Linked DNA regions of Homo sapiens: regions 2, 3, 4, 5 and 6 are each linked to region 1. The links are chromatin contacts, found by Hi-C in ENCODE. All regions are on one chromosome and are shown on one strand. Each heading gives the region's core, a stretch centred on a gene start or an enhancer-like site at or near the end of the contact. The rest is flanking DNA. Distances are from core to core; before and after follow the strand shown.

What was found. A loop is a pair of places that touch in the nucleus more often than their neighbours do. Pooled maps may share reads with other maps.
Region 2: a map of B cell shows a loop between it and region 1 (7-fold over the local background). The contact joins the promoter of FNIP1 here to the promoter of SLC12A2 in region 1. A Hi-C loop is called at or near these places in 2 of 168 maps with a recorded cell type or tissue (B cell and sciatic nerve) and 11 of 50 pooled maps.
Region 3: a map with no recorded cell type shows a loop between it and region 1 (27-fold over the local background). The contact joins the promoter of CDC42SE2 here to the promoter of SLC12A2 in region 1. A Hi-C loop is called at or near these places in 2 of 37 single-sample maps with no recorded cell type and 8 of 50 pooled maps.
Region 4: a loop to region 1 is called in a map of CD4-positive, alpha-beta memory T cell, with 31 times the contacts of the local background. The contact joins the promoter of CSNK1G3 here to the promoter of SLC12A2 in region 1. A Hi-C loop is called at or near these places in 3 of 168 maps with a recorded cell type or tissue (CD4-positive, alpha-beta memory T cell and naive thymus-derived CD4-positive, alpha-beta T cell), 1 of 37 single-sample maps with no recorded cell type and 11 of 50 pooled maps.
Region 5: a pooled map shows a loop between it and region 1 (20-fold over the local background). The contact joins the promoter of HINT1 here to the promoter of SLC12A2 in region 1. A Hi-C loop is called at or near these places in 1 of 168 maps with a recorded cell type or tissue (ascending aorta), 1 of 37 single-sample maps with no recorded cell type and 14 of 50 pooled maps.
Region 6: a map of CD8-positive, alpha-beta T cell shows a loop between it and region 1 (12-fold over the local background). The contact joins the promoter of RAPGEF6 here to the promoter of SLC12A2 in region 1. A Hi-C loop is called at or near these places in 3 of 168 maps with a recorded cell type or tissue (CD8-positive, alpha-beta T cell and naive thymus-derived CD4-positive, alpha-beta T cell), 2 of 37 single-sample maps with no recorded cell type and 9 of 50 pooled maps.

The regions. Positions count from the first base shown.
Region 1 is chr5:128,082,500-128,085,268 of GRCh38, reverse strand. It overlaps SLC12A2 (solute carrier family 12 member 2), which reads right to left and starts at 1,503. Exons shown (of 27, transcript NM_001046.3): 1 at 559-1,503. The coding sequence starts at 1,314. SLC12A2-DT (SLC12A2 divergent transcript) reads left to right here and starts at 2,094. Exons shown (of 4, transcript NR_152813.1): 1 at 2,094-2,299. RefSeq lists an enhancer at 350-519 and a silencer at 1,010-1,839.
Region 2 is chr5:131,795,160-131,798,307 of GRCh38, reverse strand. FNIP1 (folliculin interacting protein 1) reads left to right here and starts at 1,291. Exons shown (of 18, transcript NM_133372.3): 1 at 1,291-1,478. The coding sequence starts at 1,387. RefSeq lists silencers at 1,088-1,347, 1,398-1,677.
Region 3 is chr5:131,262,713-131,265,494 of GRCh38, reverse strand. It overlaps CDC42SE2 (CDC42 small effector 2), which reads right to left and starts at 1,442. Exons shown (of 5, transcript NM_001375635.1): 1 at 1,329-1,442. RefSeq lists enhancers at 163-980, 2,109-2,158 and silencers at 1,179-1,828, 1,859-1,908, 1,919-1,988.
Region 4 is chr5:123,510,580-123,513,594 of GRCh38, reverse strand. It overlaps CSNK1G3 (casein kinase 1 gamma 3), which reads right to left and starts at 1,418. Exons shown (of 14, transcript NM_001364140.2): 1 at 1,025-1,418. RefSeq lists enhancers at 97-246, 1,277-1,486, 1,647-1,706 and silencers at 767-836, 1,007-1,096.
Region 5 is chr5:131,163,603-131,166,778 of GRCh38, reverse strand. HINT1 (histidine triad nucleotide binding protein 1) reads left to right here and starts at 1,523. Exons shown (of 3, transcript NM_005340.7): 1 at 1,523-1,684. The coding sequence starts at 1,574. RefSeq lists enhancers at 1,154-1,203, 1,474-2,133, 2,134-2,794 and silencers at 1,354-1,403, 1,414-1,493, 1,704-2,343.
Region 6 is chr5:131,633,552-131,636,767 of GRCh38, reverse strand. RAPGEF6 (Rap guanine nucleotide exchange factor 6) reads left to right here and starts at 1,539. Exons shown (of 28, transcript NM_016340.6): 1 at 1,539-1,806. The coding sequence starts at 1,738. RefSeq lists enhancers at 970-1,169, 1,180-1,429, 438-1,637, 1,730-1,819, 1,767-2,349.

The DNA.
Region 1 (2,769 bases), core at 254-2,753:
CAAGATCTCTATGATCCTTTGTATATTCAAGATTGCAAGAATTGAGCTTTAATAACTCATAGACCATAAACACACCCTGTTAAGGTTTTCCTTCAAACAGCAACATTCCCACTCTTGCGATCCCTAATAGGCGTACATAAGCCACACAACACAATCTTTCAAAACGACACAGATGGTAGGTGCTCTCCAACCTCTCTCGAGAGATCCTCACTGCACATTCTCCTCTAAAGGGCCCACAAACACTACTGTCATTCAGAGGGATGGTGACTGTTGAGCGTGGGTGGGAAAGAAAGTGCACACGAGATACCTAACTGGATGGGGAAGGTTGTTAGAGGCAGCCCTCCGGTATCACGTAACTAGCCAAACCCGCTACAAACTTTTGAGAGATTAAGTTAACATTCCTCGGCAATTCCACCCTTGACAGCTGAATCCAGAGATGCCAGCAAGTCGTGCACGTCTACTACTCCCGCCACCTCAACTCGGGAAGAGTCTGCAGCCACATCCCGCGGTCGGCATGCACCAGGGGCTGGGGAAGAAGGGAGGGCTGGGCGAGCTCACCTTTTCCAGCTCGTCGTGGAGCTCCGCCAGGCTAGGCCGGAGCAGCTTCTCGCCCAGCTGCGCGGCTGTGTGCCGGTAGTGATCGATCCTGGGCACAGCGTCCATGGTGTTGTGGCCGAAGGTGCGCAGGTAGTAGGTGTTGGTGTGGGTATCATAATAGTAGTGCTGGTGGTGCCCACTGCCGCCGCCGCCGCCGGAGTGCAGGCTGCTGCCCTCGCTCAGCACCGTGTCCCCGCCGTTCTGGAAGCTCACGTTGGGCCCGTCGACTCCGACCCCGGCAGCATCTGACAGGCTGTCTTCAGCCGACGAGGAGGCAGCTGGGTCCACGAAGTTCACGCGGAAGCGGCCCTTGGCTTCCTCGCTGCCTTTAGCCGGCTCGCTCTCGCCGCTGGCTTCCCCGTCCGCGGGGGTCTGCTTGGCCCCCGCCCCAGCACCAGCCGCCGCCGCTGCCGCCGCCGCCGCCGCCGCCGCAGCAGCGGCCCGCCCGGCGTTCTCGGAAACCAGGTCCACCTGGAAACGGCTCTGGCTCGGGGTGGGCCCCAAGGGTCTGCCCAGCCCGTCCCCGGCCGCCGCGGGGCCCTCATCGCGGACCCCGCCGCCGTCCCGGCTCGCGGGCGCAGCATCCTCCGGCACCGAGGGCACAGCCGTGCCGGGCAGTTCCACCCTGGCTGCGGCCAGCGCAGCGGCTGACGGCGTCTCCCCGACCCCGGCCAGTCCCGGGGCGCCGGAGGAGGGCGCCGTGGGCCGCGGCTCCATAGCTGCCCGACCCCCGGCGGAACTGCAGAGCCCGGCGGACGTCTCCGGCAGCACGCCCTCCACACCCCTGGCCGGCGGTGGCCACAGCCGCAAGACCAGGTGAGAGAGTCTTTCTCCCCGCCGCCTGCGGGCCGCCGCTAGCCTGGACGGCCACAGAGGCCACCGGCAGCCGAGCGAGCGCGCGAGTGTGGCGGGCGCGGGGCGGGCCCCGCTGTTTAAAGCCTCGGCGGGGCTGCGGCGGCGGCGGCTCCGGCAGCAGCACGCGGGAGGCGGGGCCGGAGGCTCCTCCGCCCCTCAGCCCGCCCACCCGCGGTCCCGCAGCGGCGCGCGGCTGACGCTCCCTCAGCGATCCGGCCCTCCGCGGCTCCTGCGCGACCCCACGCAAAAGCGCCCCGTGCGAAGAGCGCGGCCAGCCAGTCCGCAAAGGGCCTCGGGCAGTGCGGGCAGCACGAACGGCGCGATCGGGGAGCAGGCGCGGCTACGCTCCGCCTCAGTGATGTCGCCGGGAGGATCTCCGCGCGGCTACCTCCTCTTCCGCCGCCTTCCTCCCACGCCTTCACCTCCCTCCCCCGCCGCGCTCTGCGGCGAAAAGGAGCGGGCTCCCAGGCCACCTCCCCTCTCTCCACCCAGGGGCCGCGCGTCAGTGGACCTGCAGCCCAGGCAACGGGGCTGCGGACGGCGCGCGTGCCCTGCCTCGCCTCACGCCGGTAGCTGATGCTCCCGCGGCAGCTGCCACCCCAGCGCCCCAGCCACGGCTTCAGAGGCTCTCGCACGCTGGCTTTTTTTTTTTCCCCCCGCTTTGGTGAACTCGCAGTACTTGGGCTGAGCCCGAAATCTCGCGAGATGCTGCAGGCGTCAGTGCGGCTTCCCACTAGGCGCGTGGTACCCGAGGCCGGGCCGGAGCCGCAGGCCAGCCGCGATTCCTTCGGGCGATGCTGGGGGCTTTCCGGTCGGGGCCGCAGCCGCTTCCGGAGCCGCGGGCGAGGTGCGTTCCCCAGCCTGGTTTGCTCTGGGCTCTGACCCGCCGCCGCGAATCTCCGCTCGTAACTCCGGGCCTGAACCTGGAGGAGGGAGGATTTCCTCTGTGCAGCTTTCGAGCGGTAGACTCACCCTGCCAGGCAGACCTAGATTGGCATAACCAGAGATCAGTTCCAGTTGTGATGCAGTGGGTGTCTACACACTTCTGATGACACCTTTATTTTAAAAGCTGATGTTCCAAGGTGAGAAGGGAGCTTCTTTGAGACGTCATGTTGTTTCAAGACGAGTTTTAATTTAAGGCATTTCCAAAAGTGATATGCAGCTCATCTCTCAGAATACAATGCCGGCAATAACTACCCGTGGAGTCCTTACCAGGAGGTTTCTGCGTGATTTGGGTTGTGCAGAATTCCTCTGCTTATATAGAAACAGAAAGGTACTCCTCTGCAGGTCTAGTTTCTCTTCGGTAAAATGTAAGGG
Region 2 (3,148 bases), core at 42-2,541, 3.7 Mb before region 1:
ACAGGGTCTTACTGTTGCCCAAGCTGGTTTCGAACTACAGAGCTAAAGCGATCTGCCTGCCTCGGCCTTGCAGTGTTGCGATTACAGACGTGAGCTACCACGCCTGCCCAAAGTATTTTTATCCAGCCTTCCAACCATATACAAGTTATTTCCTAAATTTCTCTGAGGATTACATCCCATTGTACGAGCTTCCTCATCCTGGAGGGGGAGTGAGTGAATGGATGGGGTTGCTGAAAATTTATAAGATTAGTTTGATACAAACTCTGATATATTTTGGTTCCATGGGTTAAATAAGACTGTGAGGTCACATGTGAGCAATGTTTTTCTTTTTTTAGAAAGCGTTTCTTCCCTGTAACTTGACTAAAATTCCACAGTTCCTCCCGTCTTCATACCTAAACATTAAGATAGATTTATTAAAAATCTAAATAATTAGCGTAAAGGGTTAGATATCTGTACATATATGTCTTTAGGCTTCCTGACTTCGTTGGTTTCACCTGATTTTGTTGGTTAACAAGGAAACAGCCTAACTCCTGAGCCTCCAATCGCTAGCTCTTCCAAGAGACTAATTCCCGGTGTCAGGGTTCTAGGCGCTAGTACAAACTGCCCGCAGTGCCTGCTCGAGGTCGTCTTTGCGGGGAGCCATGGCTGTGGCAGGGGTCCCGGCAGTTTCCTTCACCAGTCCCTGTGAGCCAGCCCCCGCGCTGTCCAGATCCCAGACCTCTCGCGGGCCGGCGCAGCCTTCTAAGGGCGGTCCTGGGGTCCTGGGCTCAAAGTCCAGCCTTGGCCGCGGCCCCACGGGTACGCTTGTGGGCCTTCCGTGCTCCAGGAGCCGCCAGACTCTGCCCGGCGCGGAATGGAGGTGTGAAGCCGCAGAAGCTAGGGAGGGGCTGACAAGGAAGAGTCGGTTGCCCGTGGTTCCCTACGCAACTCTGTGGGTGCGGGGAGTCGAAGCCTTCTGCACTCCAAGGCTCCTGGCATCGTCCCCGCGCCACCCCGGCGTACCCTCTGATGGTCGCTGACAGCTTCACAGGGGAAGATCGAGACTGACCCTTCTCCCGCTACACATCCCTAGCCACCTTCCAGTCCTGTCCTCTCGGCTCACGCCCCGCCCCTGCCACGTGACGGGACCCGCCAGTGAGCCTATGGGAGGCAGCTCCGCCCCACGCCCCCACCTTGCCCCTTGCTCCGCGCGCCGCCACGTGATGCGGCCCCCCTCCAGCCAATGAGTGCCGGCCTTGCCTCGCGCCCCGCCCCGCGCGCCGTGGCCGTTTGAAGTGACTAATTTCTGTCATATGACTGAGGCGCCCATGGGGGTGGCGGGGCGGCTGTAGGAGCAGGGGCCTAGCAAGCGCCCAGCGGAGCGACCCCTGCCTGGCCGTGGCTAGCATGGCCCCTACGCTGTTCCAGAAGCTCTTCAGCAAGAGGACCGGGCTGGGCGCGCCCGGCCGCGACGCCCGGGACCCAGATTGCGGGTTCAGGTAGGGCGCTGTGGGGCGGGGGTCGCGGAGCCGATGGCCTTGTGGGCTCCGGGCTCCAGGGGTGTTGGGGCCTTCGGTGTTCCGACCCGAGCGGAAGCGCCGCGCCGAGAGCAGCATCTGGTCCTCGGTGGGGTGGAGCCGGCTGCGGGCTAGCGCCGAAGGGTTGGAGCGAGGTCCTACCTTTTATTTTACCCCACCCGCCTCGCCGTTGCCCCTTCCCCCTCCTCCCGTCGGTTTGTTTACGACCTGCCCCCAGCCACGCGCGACTCTGCTCCTCCGGACCTAGCACCGCGGCCTGAGACTTTGGGTCCACACGCCTTCCTGGCACCGAGTAGAGTTGGGCGCGGGCTGGATTGGACCTCAGCCGCCGTACTCCGGGCCGCGAAGTTCTCCCCTCCTCCCCGTGACCAGTTGTCCTCCGGGCGCTGCGTTCCAGCTCCGTTGGCGTTGTGGAGAGAGCGGCACGTTTGGCCAAGCTTCTGAGTTGAGAGAAGGCTGGAGGAGCGAGTAGGCAACGTGCCGTTCTTTCAGGTTTCTTGGACGCTAAAATTGGAGGTGTGCAGTAACCGGACCGAGCGACCTTAATGTTATCGAAGGAGAAATGTGAAACTTGAGTTTAGGGTTACTGCCGAAGGAAGACCAAATTGAATGAAATCTGGCCTTGGAATTGGCTGTAGATTCTTCCTCCTCGAATTGTTACTGAAAAGGAGTCTTAAAAATTGAAAATGTTAGTAGAGCATTTTGTAGTGTTACAGGCTTTGTTAATTTTTCATTGTAGTACCTGTTGCTGGCAGAGTAACTTTTCAGAATTGTAAGATTTGATATAAACCTGAATTCAAGGTAAAATTTAGTCGTTAAACTGCACCTGAGGAGATTATGTCCAAACAGCCTTTATACGTATTGCAGTGTGGAAACTTGCAAATATAACTAGGCTAAATGTCAAATGCCACACGTTTTAAACTTGGTAGGATAGCAAAGAGCCCAGTTGTACAACAATAGTAGAAACAAAAAAATAAAATAAAAATAAAAAAAGAGAATCTGTCAAATTTTGGAACAGGCGAAGTTGCCACACTGGTTTAAGAAATTTTGCTATTCTTAAAATTATTCACTCTCTCTTGCTAATGCAGGTCTCATCAGGAAAAATTCAGTAAATGCATATGGAATTGAAGAGGTTTTTCTACGTATCTGTCTTTTCCCCTGAAAAATAAATGTGTCATGCTCATCTGTCTCTCTTTAAACATTTCTTTAGTGTTTTTCCTTTGAAAAATGAAAGTGCAGGTTAGATAATACTACATTGAGCCATCTAGTAACTCAAGCGACAATAGGAAACAGGTTCCGATAGGATATTTAAAAGGTGGCATTTGAATAGACAACTGCTTTCTATTTCTGGACAAAGATTGACTTTGGGTACGTAGGTTTACAAGGCTCTCAAGTCACTCATATGAAAAAACATTTTCACGTCTGGTTTTCAAAAATGTAAAGTCTACTACATAGTTGCGTAATACTATTTTACAGTTACCAAAGAACTTTCTCATCAGTTATCTTATTTGATGTTTCACAGCAATCTTACGAGATAGAGCAAGTAGCAGTGCAGATAACTATATACTTTTGCCAGTGGAAGTAAGAATTATCTGTAAGCCCAATAACTGCAGTACATTATGGAATCTCTC
Region 3 (2,782 bases), core at 193-2,692, 3.2 Mb before region 1:
GGTGACATTTTATTATATTAGTGCAACATTAGCTTTTCCCCCCCTAAATTTAGAGTTCTCCCTTGCTCAAAAAGCAGCAAGACCATACCACAGTCCCTTCTCAAAAACACATAAACTCCTTTATTCATAATGAAACAGAAAGCTGGGTTTCAAAATACAATCCCACTCCCTCTTTATCTTCTCCATTATTTTTAAAGATTAGAAATAAGGCCTGTTTTTAAGAAACAGAAAATGTATACCAACTTCTCTCAAACCAAAAGAGAAAATCCAAATTTGATATATATTTTCTATGTTCATAATATTGAGAGTAAGAACGGACTGTTCATCAACAGTATGTTATGTGGGACAAAAACTAAAAAACGTATATCAAAAATACATACTGTTTGCCGACATTCTTTCCTTAATCATAATCAAGGAGTATGTGCCTAAATTTTACTAGATGTGAGATAAGCTTTGTCTGATATTTCAAGATTCATTCATTCAACAAATACTTTACTGAGCACGTACTATAAGCCAGGCCCTTCAACGAAACATTTAGATTTTGTAAACTGCACATCACCCCCCAAAATTCCCCTAAAAAAGCTTATCATTTAAAATAATTGCAAGCTAAAGAGGAATCCCCAATGTTGTTTCTTACACATAGTGAAGTCAGCGGATCGGGGCGCTTTTTCAGCTGTTAATGCGGCATCAAGGAGCCGCTACCTACCACACCCGTTGCCTAAAATCGCAACTTAAAGCTGCAAGCACTGGGTAAAACAACCTGTAAGAGTAGCTCAGCTCCCGCGACGAGGTAGCCAAGGGCTTTCAAGCCCGGGGCCCGGGGCGAACCGCGGCAGGACCCGCGGACTGAACGCGTCGGGCGCCTCAGGCGAAGAGTCGGAGCTCCGGAGCCAGGTGTCTTTGCTCCCCGAAACCCTCACCTAGAGACCCCGGGCCCTCCCCGCCCGCCCCTCGCACCACCCTCCCGACTTCCAGACGTGAAAAGTTGGGGGGAGGGGGGGGGTCTGCCTTTCCATTTTACATCAGGCGGTCAGTTGGCTGCCTCAGCTGTCCGCCTGCCGTGAATTCTGAACTGAGCGTGTAACCATTCCTCAGAGGAAACAGAAGAAAAACCAAAGGCAGGGTCCTAGGGCATGAGGACCTCGCCCAAACCTGAAATGGAAGACGCAGGCTCAGCCCACAGCCCGCAGCGCGCGGCTGGCAAGGCCGGGCCGCGCTCACCCCAGAGCCCTCAGGGACGAGGGTTCGGGGCTTCGGGACCCCGCCCAAGGGACCGAGAGGGCGAGGCGTGGCGGCCGACGCGCGACTGGGGCTGGCATTGCACTCACCGTCGCCTTTGTCTCAGCCGCCCGCTCCGGCCGCAGCCCCTCTCAGCGCCGGCTCCGCGGCTCCTGCCGCCCCAACGCCTGCAGCTGCGCTCCCCAGCGCGCTCGCAGCTTCCTGGCTCCCCCTCCCCGCCCAGGCTCGCGCGCGGGTTGGGCGGAGCGAGAGGCGGCGCGCGCCCCTAGAGCGGCCGGAGGGGCGGGCGCCGTTGCGCAGCTGCAGCGACCGCAGTGCTGGCCCCGCCCCCCGCCAGGCCCCGCCCCCGCCGTACCTCCGGCATGGGCGAATCGGCCGGCAGGCGATGGGACCCCCGGGATTCGAGCCGCGCGGGTTAGGAATTGGCCTCTGTAGCTAACGGACGCCTGAGATCCGGGACTGCAGCACTCGCGGGAAAGGACGCTCCGAAAGATGGCGACCAAACCTGGGCGGGAGCGTGGGGGAGCCCCTTCCCACCCCGGCCCGGGCCGCGGACATCCGTGCGGAGGAGCGACGTCTGCGCACGTTGTGGGGCGGTGGACGCGCACAGGCGAGGGTGGGTGGGTGGGTGCTGAGCGGTTGTGGGATGAGGGGTCTCTCAGTAGCGGTTGAGAGCCCATCCTCTGACCACTGCTTTTTCATGTAAAAGTCAGAATCGTTCAATCAGTCATTAACTGGTTTAAGGCTGGCTAAACCACCTGGTTTGAAATGCGTGAAAATTACACATGTACTAGACTTCTGTGATTCCTTTGGGTGTGTATTTTACATATCTCAGAAATCAGAAACATGAGTGCCCTATCTAGCAGCCAGCAGTCCACCAAAATGCCTACAAAACTTTATCGTAAGTTCAAAAGGATAGCGTAATGCCACTGAAGTAAGCTCTCGAACCTGTAAGTAATGTATGGTCTTCCCCATTCTAGGTTGATGGCGAGGATTTCTAGTTACTCAGGCCAAAAACTTTATATCATCCATAACTCCTCTCATACTCTCATTTTCACTTTCAATCTGTCAAGAAAGCTTGTTGGTTGTACCTTCAAAATAGAACAGAGTGGGCAACATAGCGAGACCCTGTCTCTACAAAAAAAAAAAAAAAAAATTACCCTGGTGTGTTGGCGTGTACCTATAGTTCCAGGTACTCTGGAGGCTGAGGCCAGGAGTTACGTTACAGTGAGCCATCATCAGGCCACTGCACTCCAGCTTGGGCTGGACAGAGTGACACGTGTTCCAAAAAAAAAAAAAATTCTCCATCTTTCCTACCTTACTATTTTTCCTTTCATCCCATGACACTTCCCACCTTGTAACAATCTTTATAATTCAGAGTCAGCCCTCCGCATCCATGGCTTCTGCGTTTCTGGATTCAACCAACCACAGATGGAAAATATTTGGGAAAAAAAACACAACAATTTAAAAATACAAATAAAAACCAATACAATATAACAGCTATTTACATAGCACTTACATTGTATTATAAGTAATCTATAGA
Region 4 (3,015 bases), core at 169-2,668, 4.6 Mb after region 1:
TTCTTAATTCATTAAAAATAAGTACATTTTTAATTCTCTAATTTAAAGTAAATATTTTAATAGAAGATTTAAAAGGAGCCACTGACCAGCCTGGGTGCTTACTACAAAAGAGTTGAAAGTAATTCACACAGTGTATCAACAGTAGCTGTCTCCCACACACACAGGCACACTCACTCTCTCCCCCATCTGAACTTTTCCTCCCTAAAACATGAGGTGGGAGAAGGGGAATGACCATGACACAGGCCTCACTACCCCCACCCCACGAGTAGACACACATCTCCCTCCTCATCCTGCTGAAAAGAAATGTGGAGGCTGTGGACCAAGAGACCCGATGCTTCTCAGTGTCACTTCCCCTGCATGTGGGATAAACAAACAAACCGGCACCATGAGAGTAACCATCAGAGTGATTTTGCTAACCTTTGACTAATGTCTTGGTTAAGTTTTGAGCTGAGTCAAAGCTCTAAGAAACAGGTAAATCCCTGTGTCCCCCCACCCAACCCCTTAAACACTCCAACGGGAAGTTTATCCCTGAGCTGAACGCTGGCCCCCGTCGCCTCCTCCCAGCCTATCCATGCCTCCTTCCTGCCTGAAGCCCCTACTCCAAAGGTAATTGTCTGGACACAGTCAAGGAGCACCGTGGGCGACACTCCCCACCTCCCAATCTCTCCTAAGGAAGCCCCCGCCGGCCCAGTTGGCCCACCTCCCTCGCCGCCCCAGTCGCGCCGCACCACTCCGGCAACTTTTGCACCCAGCCCGACCCGCCACCCGCGGCCCCCGCTGCCCCCTAGCCCTCCGCGCCCTCAGCCTCCGACCGCGGCCCCCTCCTGCCCACGCCTCCGGGCCACCCGCCATGGTCCTCGCCCACCCCTCCCCCGACACCCGCGCCTGCGGCGCCGCCCCCGCCGCACCCCACCCCACCCGCCCGGGACCCCAGCCCCACCCGGGAGGGAGGGCGCCGCGGCCGCGCCGAGGCAGCCGCCGGGCCGGGGCTGGCAGCGGAGCACCTACGCGCAGGGGGCTTTACCTCAAAGGCGCGGCCGCGAGCAGAGGGGTCGGTCCCGGGCGCGGGCGGCGCCCCCAGTCCGTCAGCGCCGGCGGGGGCAGCGGCGGCGGCACATCACACCCGCCGGCGGCCGGAGGAGGAAAGCGAGCCACGCAGGGAGCGAGCGAGCGAGCGAGCGAGGTAGGGGGGAAGGAGCGAGAGAGAGAGGTAACGCAGCGCTGCTCGGATTCGGTCCCTGCACTGCCGCTGGTGCCTCCTACCGCCGCCGCTGGCCGGAGAGTCGCCGCCCGAGCCTCTGCTGTCGCCACCGATGCAGCCCGGAATGAATGCACAGCAGCGCCTCGCTTATCCGGAGGTCAAACATCCTTCTGCCTCGGGCATCCGGATCGACGCCGGACCCGGAAGTGAACACATGGAAAAAAAATTAAAAAGGAAAGCGTCTGTTTAGCGGCGGCGGCCCCCAAGCTGCCCGCATCAGCGAAAACAGCCGAGTAGAGCCGAAGATTGCACCAACCTTCTTGGATTGGTCGGATCGCCGACCGGAAAGGAGACGGCGCGGTCATTGGCTGGCAAGGTGTATAAAGCCTAAGCCGCGCCCTATCCCCGTCTTTCTAGAGCCGTGCGTGAGGGAAAGTGGGGAGAGGCTGTGGATACGAGTGTTTCTCTGGATGAAGCAGTGGGCGGAGAAGCATAGCAAAGTCTACGCAGAGAACTGGAAGAGAACACCACCATGCTTTAGGAGAGCTACTAAGAACTGAGTGAGCAAAGAGCCTTAAGGGTACCATTGTGCCAAGTCAGGGTGCTGAGGCTTTCCCTGTTGTGCTCAGCCCGCCAGGTTCCAAAAAAATCTTAGGGCCCGGCCTAGGAGTATGACATCACTGGGTTGACATTTTTCCCCGCTTGTTTGTAACCCCAGTGCCATATCAGGGCTCCAACTGCTTAGAAATGTGAATTATGGCTCACATTTGCGTCTCATTTGCTGTTTGTAAGCTGAGGTAATCCTCTGAACTATATAGTGTGGCATTACCTGTTTTTCAAATTCACCTCCCAAAGTTCTGAGAAGCCAAACATCACCCAAGTTATCAAGTTGCAGCGCACAAACTGAAATCGGTGTTTCTGACTCACACTTAAGTCCACTCTGCCTACATAGAAAGACTGCATTCCTTTCATTTTCCCTCTTGCAGTTGCTTCCCTGGGATGGAGATAAGTCATTTTGGTAGACTTCTATGGAAATTGATCCACCATGAAGGCATGGAAACTATAATTTTTTAAAATTGTGATTCTTATGTCTCAAGTCCTTTCAAAAGTTAGGCATTAAGGTGTGCAGGAAGAAGAATCAGCCTGGTGCCATGTTTTTTAAATGTTCATTTTATCAAACCCGTTTATATTCTTAATATACTTACTGTATCAAGAAACTTGAGTCTTGTGTATCTCTATCTCTCCTGTCTACCTCTCAAAACGAAAAGACTAATGAAACAAATGCACTCCTTCATTTTCCTCCCTGCTTTGCTAGATTAACGGTATAGCTAATGTGTTACCTTTGGAAGGGTAGTTAGTATAGAAATCTGTTTTTGATTTTGGTTTGTAATACAACAGTGCCTTTTTTTTAAACCTCTCTTCTCACTTCTTCCCCAAACTGGAAGTTAAGAAGTGACTAGCATCACCAGCCTTAGAAGGGTAGTGATAAGAGCTTTGCTCCATGCTTACCACACCATCATTCTGTAGGAGACTCAAAAGCAGCTAAGATGTATGCATGCTCAGAATTGTGAATGACTTGCCTAGGGCAGATGACATATCCCAGAATTTCTGATCTCTCCCAGGACCCACTAATAGACAAGAAACAAAGTTAACAACATCTCACTCAATAGAAGAGAAGTGTCTGCAACACAGGAAACTCTAAATATTGTCCTCAACTCCCAACAAACCATTTTATTCTCTCTACCTCAAAAAACTCAGTTTTGATAAAGAACACCCACTCTTCTAAGTTTTCATAAATGGTTGAGAAAGTCAAG
Region 5 (3,176 bases), core at 274-2,773, 3.1 Mb before region 1:
TTCTCTGAACTATTTGAAAGTAAGTTGCGGACATGATACCCATAGCCTTAAATACTTCAGTGGGTTTTTCCTACAAAGACATTCCCTTGTATCAGTAGTTCTTAAAGTATGGTTCCCGGGCCAGCAGCAACTGTATCACCTGGAAAGTTAGAAACCTAACTTGTAGGGCCCCACCCCAGATCAACTGATTTTGACAATTTTTCTGTGGTTATGAAAGGAAATTAACATGACTTCAAAACTATTATCTAATTTATAGGCATTATTTAGATTTTACGAATTGTCCCAGTAATGTCTTTGATAGCAAAAGTACCAAATGGACACTTTTGAGATTAAAGGCAACCACATTCAATAATTTTGCCAAGACAAGGGTAGTAATGTAATCATAAAAGGCAGCTGAGCTCACATCTGTAATCCCAGCACTTTGGGAGGCTGAGGCGGGTGGAACACCTGAGGTCAGAAGTTTGAGAACAGCCTGGCCAGCATGGGGAAACCCTGTCTCTACTAAAAATACAAAAATTAGCCAGGTGTGGTGGTGCGCGCCTGTAGTCCTAGCTACTTGGGAGGCTGAGGCATGAGAATCACTCGAACTCGGGAGGCAGAGGTTGCAATGAGCCGAGATTGTGCCACTGCAGTCGAGCCTGGGCGACAGAGCAAGAATCTATCTAAAAAAAAAAAAGGCATTGAGGAGGTATACTTTTTCTTAATACGTACACTTAGAGGTCTGGTATGATAACTGTAATTGTCTATAGGATTTTATAAATGGATGTCCTTAGTGACCTTGACAAGAGGGAAATGGACTCAAAAATGAAAGATAAGAAAGCAGACATGGTATGTAGAAAACTTCTTTATAAAACGAGCAAAGATACGGAGGGGGATGTGGGATTAAGGAAGGTTTTTTTTTTTAAAGTGGGTCATTTTATTAATACATTATGTTGATTGCTGCTGGGAAAAATTCTTTGCAGAGCAGTCTAGGGAGGTTTACAAACTACTGATGCCTGGGGCTCATCTCCAAAGATTCTTATTTAATGGATCTGGGCTGCAGCCAGGTTCACGGGGATTTTTAAAAGCTCCCCAAGTGATCTTAATGTGTAGTCAAGATTGAGAACCACTGGTAGAGAGAGAAAAAAACTCTGTTGAAGAGAGGACTTAAAATCTGCTGCAGCAGCAAGACCTTAAATAATCTAAGTGCTAAGTTGCAGCCAGCACCACTTAAATTATCAAATCTTGTCAGTTACAGTATCCAACTTTCCCTACAAGCATCCATAGGCAGACGAAGGGTTTATACCAGTAACTGCATTCCCCAGGAGACAAGAAAGGAGGATAGAAAAACGACTTAGGAATCTCCTTGGAGCTCAAGACCAGGAACTTCCCCAAGCCGGAGGTCCCTGAGGCGCTCTAGCGCGCTGGCCGCACTCGCAGCCCAGGTCGCCAGTGCGCACGCGCAAGATTAGGTGGGGCGCCAGAGCCGGGGCACCTGCGCAGGCTTGGCTGCGCCCTCTCGCGCCGCACGCTCTGCGGGTTCCTCCCTTCTTCCGAGCCTCTCCTCTGGCCGCCGCGCGGGAGAGAGGCCGAGATGGCAGATGAGATTGCCAAGGCTCAGGTCGCTCGGCCTGGTGGCGACACGATCTTTGGGAAGATCATCCGCAAGGAAATACCAGCCAAAATCATTTTTGAGGATGACCGGGTAGGTACTGGGCACCACCTCTCTCGCCTGCTGAGGTGGGTATCGTCCGCGGATCCTCGGGTTTCTCGCGGAGGGAGAGGAGGGGTCGCGAGTGTAGCGGCGACGGGAGGGGACCTGGCTGCCCTGGTCCAGCGGGCCCCCAGCCAGCGGACAGGGCCCGGGCACTCCGAGGCGGCCTGCCGGCGCGTGCCGGCGCTCCGGTTACTCGTTATCTGCCCCGGGCGCGGGCCAGGCCGCCGGGCGCCCTGAGTGCCGCACCGCGGGGCCTGGGCGCGTGTCGGGGCGCACTGGGGCCCCCGCGTGGAAGCCCGCCGGTTCCCCGGCTGCCTCGGACCTTGCCTGTATCAGGAATCTCGAAATCTCGCCAGCGCTCTGCCTGACAGAGAGAAACCCGATCGCGCCCTGACTCAGGCCCAATCTCCGCGATCTCCCGCGCACAGCCGGCCTGCCAGGGCCCGGCGTTCCTGGGCGCTGCTCAGCAAGGCATTGTGCTCGAGGGCCCCAGGGGCGCTGGGAGGTGCGCGGGCCGTCTGGGCCTGCCGGCTTCCTCCGCGGGGTGCGGCTTGCCACCCTCACCCCTACCCCTATCCCTATCTCCACCCCAAGGCCTACCCTGGGCTAGCGAGGCGATCTCCTGAGATAAGAAGTGGGCCCGCGTCTGGGATTTGCTTTCCGTTGACCTCTCCCGCTGAACATTTTGGACTTACAAACAGCTGAATGATTCTTTTTGTATTCAACAGGAAGTAATTTTATGCCAAGAGACTAAGACTGTAGTTTTTGTTGACTTCTTGTAGGTGAAATCCCAGTTGATGTGACTTTGAGATATCTTGTGTAAATTATTTAGTGGCCAGTTGTATTTTTGGGATTGGATCTCAGATAAAGCTGGGCAGATTGGCTGATTTAGATAGAACAAATTTTGTAAACAGTTTTGTTAAATTTAGGAAATATAAAATCTAAGAAAAACATTTATTCTACTAATGTCGGTTAGATTCAAAACGTTATCAAAAATTTAATTAGGTTCCTCTAGGTAAATTAAAAAAAAAAATACTTTGTCTCTACTCAGGGGAAATTCTTTGGTTTTAGAAAAAATATTTCTTTTTAAAGTTCGCAGTTGCCTTTGAGAAATGGTTCTTGAAAAATTTACATTTGAACCACCGAAGTCCAACTGTAGAACGGCAGGAAGCATTCTAAATGAATCAGCATTTTGTAGGGAGTACCCAGTAGAATTACTCCTGAGACAAATAAGTGTGGATGGGTTTTATTAAAACAGCTTTCACTTCAGCAGTGAGCAAGAGATTCGAAAATATTCATGTCATATGTGTATTTACAGACACTGTTTTAAATAATTAGTCTAAATGCTAAAGAATATCATATATATACTCTTCAGCTTTACACAAAAGGATAGGTATATTTCTTAAATAGTTGAGTAAAGTGAGAATAGATATTAATCAAGTATCAGACAAATATGTAGTTACAAAACTGATTGCTATCA
Region 6 (3,216 bases), core at 290-2,789, 3.6 Mb before region 1:
AACTAGAAGAGGTCTAATATTAGAGACACAAATTCTAGGTCTGTTTGCCCCTAAAGTTCAAGTTCATGGTGATCATGCTTTATAGTTCTTTCTCCCTCTTTCAAAATATTGATGTGACTCTGAAAATTGATCCTTGAAGAATGGAAGGGTTAACTTTTGTTTGTGATCCTGGGCAGATCTTTGAGAGGTTATATTTGTACAAAAAATGAGGAAAACGGATCGTCTGCAACATCCTGTGATTTTTTCCACAATTACTTTATTTCTACAATGGCTATGCCACACTTCGCTGGTAAAGTTTTTGATCTATACCTGAAAAAGAGAAATGCTAATAGTATGTTGTAAACTCCCAGTTTGGGCAAGCCCCAGGACCAACAGAAAACAGTCCTTAAGTCATTGCCGGTCCCAGAAACGGTGTTGTAGCCTGAACTCTCATTGTTTTCAAATATAATTTTAACTCTTATTACGTCATTAAAATTACTGTGAAGCAGTCATTAATTGGAAAGCATGTCATAATCATAAATCACCTTGTTATTTAGTGAACTATGCTAACTGCTGTGAGAAATACCAAGGTGTACCTAGATGTAGTTACAGCCATCAAGGAGCTTAAAATTCAGTGGAAAGGTGGTGTCGCCAAAGTTAGTTACCTATGAACTTATGAGAAAGGGTAAGGAGTATCCTAGAACGATGGATTCTGGAATTGTCAGTGAGCTTATTGTTGAAACGGCCTCAGCAGCTCTCTGGCTGCTCCTAAGGGTGGTCTGTTTTTCTTACCAAGGGAGCAGTGAAACAAAACTGGCTTTATTCGGTCTGTTGGGAAGCAGACTAGAATGTAAAAAGTATTGCAAAAGTTGCCACTCGAGTCCCAACCCTAAACGCAGTTGCCTGAGGGAGGGCTGCCCCGGGCATTTAGTTACAAGAACGCAGTCTAAATCTAGTTTTTTGACTCAAAGGTAATCGTGAGCTGGCCGCGGCACCGGCTGCCTATCCTGGCCGTGAATGTTTGCTTTCTCTGCCCTGGTCTCAGGACGTCCGTTTCGAATAGATCAAGCACTTCTCTGTCGGCAGCTTTCACAAGAGATCTCGTTTTATTTAAAGAGATATGAGGTGTGCGTGGAATTCCTTCTTTGCCGAATGGCGGCTTCTACTTCCGCATATTCAAAGTCGGCAGTAGAAGTTGCAGAGGAGAGCGCAAAGCCGGACTTGGCCACACCCTGGGCTTCCGGATTTGGGCACAACAGTTCTCTCCAGTCAGAACGCCTCCCCACGGTTCTGCCCCAAAATGCTATTTTTGCTCAGGTCCTCAGCGCGTTTCCGGTGTCTCCAACGGATGGAGAAGACGGAACCACAACGCCAAGGCAGACCCCGTGACTGATTTAGGTGAGGTCTCGCGAGGTGTCTTTAAATCTCACGACGACAGCAGGAAACGACTTACTCGCACCGCCCCAATTTTAACGTCACAGTGGAGTTACTCCCTTGGGCGTTTCTTAGCGTGCGCGTGCGTGCTGCGCATGCGCACTTACTCTCCCCCGCCCCCGCGCAGACTTGTCTCCGGCCAGTCGCGCGTGGGTAGAGGCCTTAGGCGGGCGTTGCGAAGGGTTGTTTGCTAGAGTTCGGACCTTGTTACGGCGCGAAGTTCCCTCCTTGGGGCGGGGGAAAGGTACCGCACCCGCTACCTAGTGTGAATGAACTGTGGCGTGGGCTGCTAAGGGCAGGCTGCGGAGTACCCGGGCCGTGGCCATGAACTCACCCGTGGACCCTGGCGCTAGGCAGGCGTTGAGGAAGAAGCCACCCGAGCGGACTCCCGAGGTGAGGCTGGTTGACCTTTATGTGCGTCTCACAGTCCAGTAGACAGCATCCTCCTGTCTGTCCGAAATCCGCGGCGACTGCCCTCTTGCCAGAGTCTCGCACCTGCTACTGGGAATCTGTTCGCTTGAGTCTCTTCCCTGACCCAGGCCCTTGTCGCCAGCAGGGTGCCGACCGCCCTTCCTGCCTGTGATGCGGTCTTAACCCGCGTACCCGTCCTTGCCGGGGGCTTCTGAGTGTCGTTAAGAAAGCACCATTACTAAGTCGTATTTTCTGAGTTGGGTAATATGAGTTTCGCAGTTAGATGCCCATTCGTTTAAGTAGACTATGAAAAACGAGATGGAAATTGTAAGGGAAGTATCTCAGCCATGTAATTTAGAAATAGTTTTTCTTTAAAGGTCTCTGAAATATTGTACAGTTGCCTAAAAAAAAGATAAAGTTTTCAAAGTTAGTTTAAAAGTTTACATCCAGTCAAATGGTGAATTCTGTAGTAGATGATGCATGTTTAAAGAACACCACTGTAGGTACTTTTTCAGACTGTCACTGGGAAATTTTACAGTATTTTGTACTTGGATCCAAAATTTGCTGTGTCGAGTTAACAGTTATGGCATCAGCTTAAAAGATTTTTCATTCGACCTTCATGAAGGCTAGTTTTCAGGCATATAACTAAAACCTGTTAGCTTTGCTTATCCCGGTAGAATGCTAAGGTTTTGGGGAAGGTTTTCCTTGATTTGGAGGTTTCTATAACAAGTGGGACATATTTTCTAAACAAAACACTAAACAGTGTGAGTGGATTATTGGATTGTTTTGTTTAAAGTTGCAGTAAATGAAATGAAATGCTTTGGTTAATTCTTCACTTTGGAGTTTTTCAGATATGTAGTGTTTTGCATACTGAGTCTCAGTAACGTTGGGCTGACCTTTTGGGTCGTGACAATTATTCAGGTCACAACGGAAGCCATGATAGGTCAAATTATGTTATTGAAGATCCTGATGTTTGCATAGGAACAACACAAATTCTACCACTTTCCAGAGTTCTCTTTTTGAGATATACATTTATAATTCGATGAGTGTTTGTTTCCTTATGATGATTCTTGAAGTCAATGTGAGCTGATTTATGAATTTCAGTAGGCGAATTATCTTACAGCCTTTATAGCATTGGAAAGTATTATACAAGGCTTACGATGTGTATTGCAGGTTTCAATTTAATTTAATTTAATGTTATTTTATTTTTTATTTGAAACAGTCTCACTCTGTCACCCAGGCTGGAGTGCAATGGCGCGATATTGGCTCACTACAACCTTTACCTCCCGGGTTCAAGCGATTTTTCTGCCTCAGCCTCCGGAGTAGCTGGGATTACAGGCAGGCGCCACCACGCCCGGCTAATTTTTTGTATTTTTAGTAGAGACGGGGTTG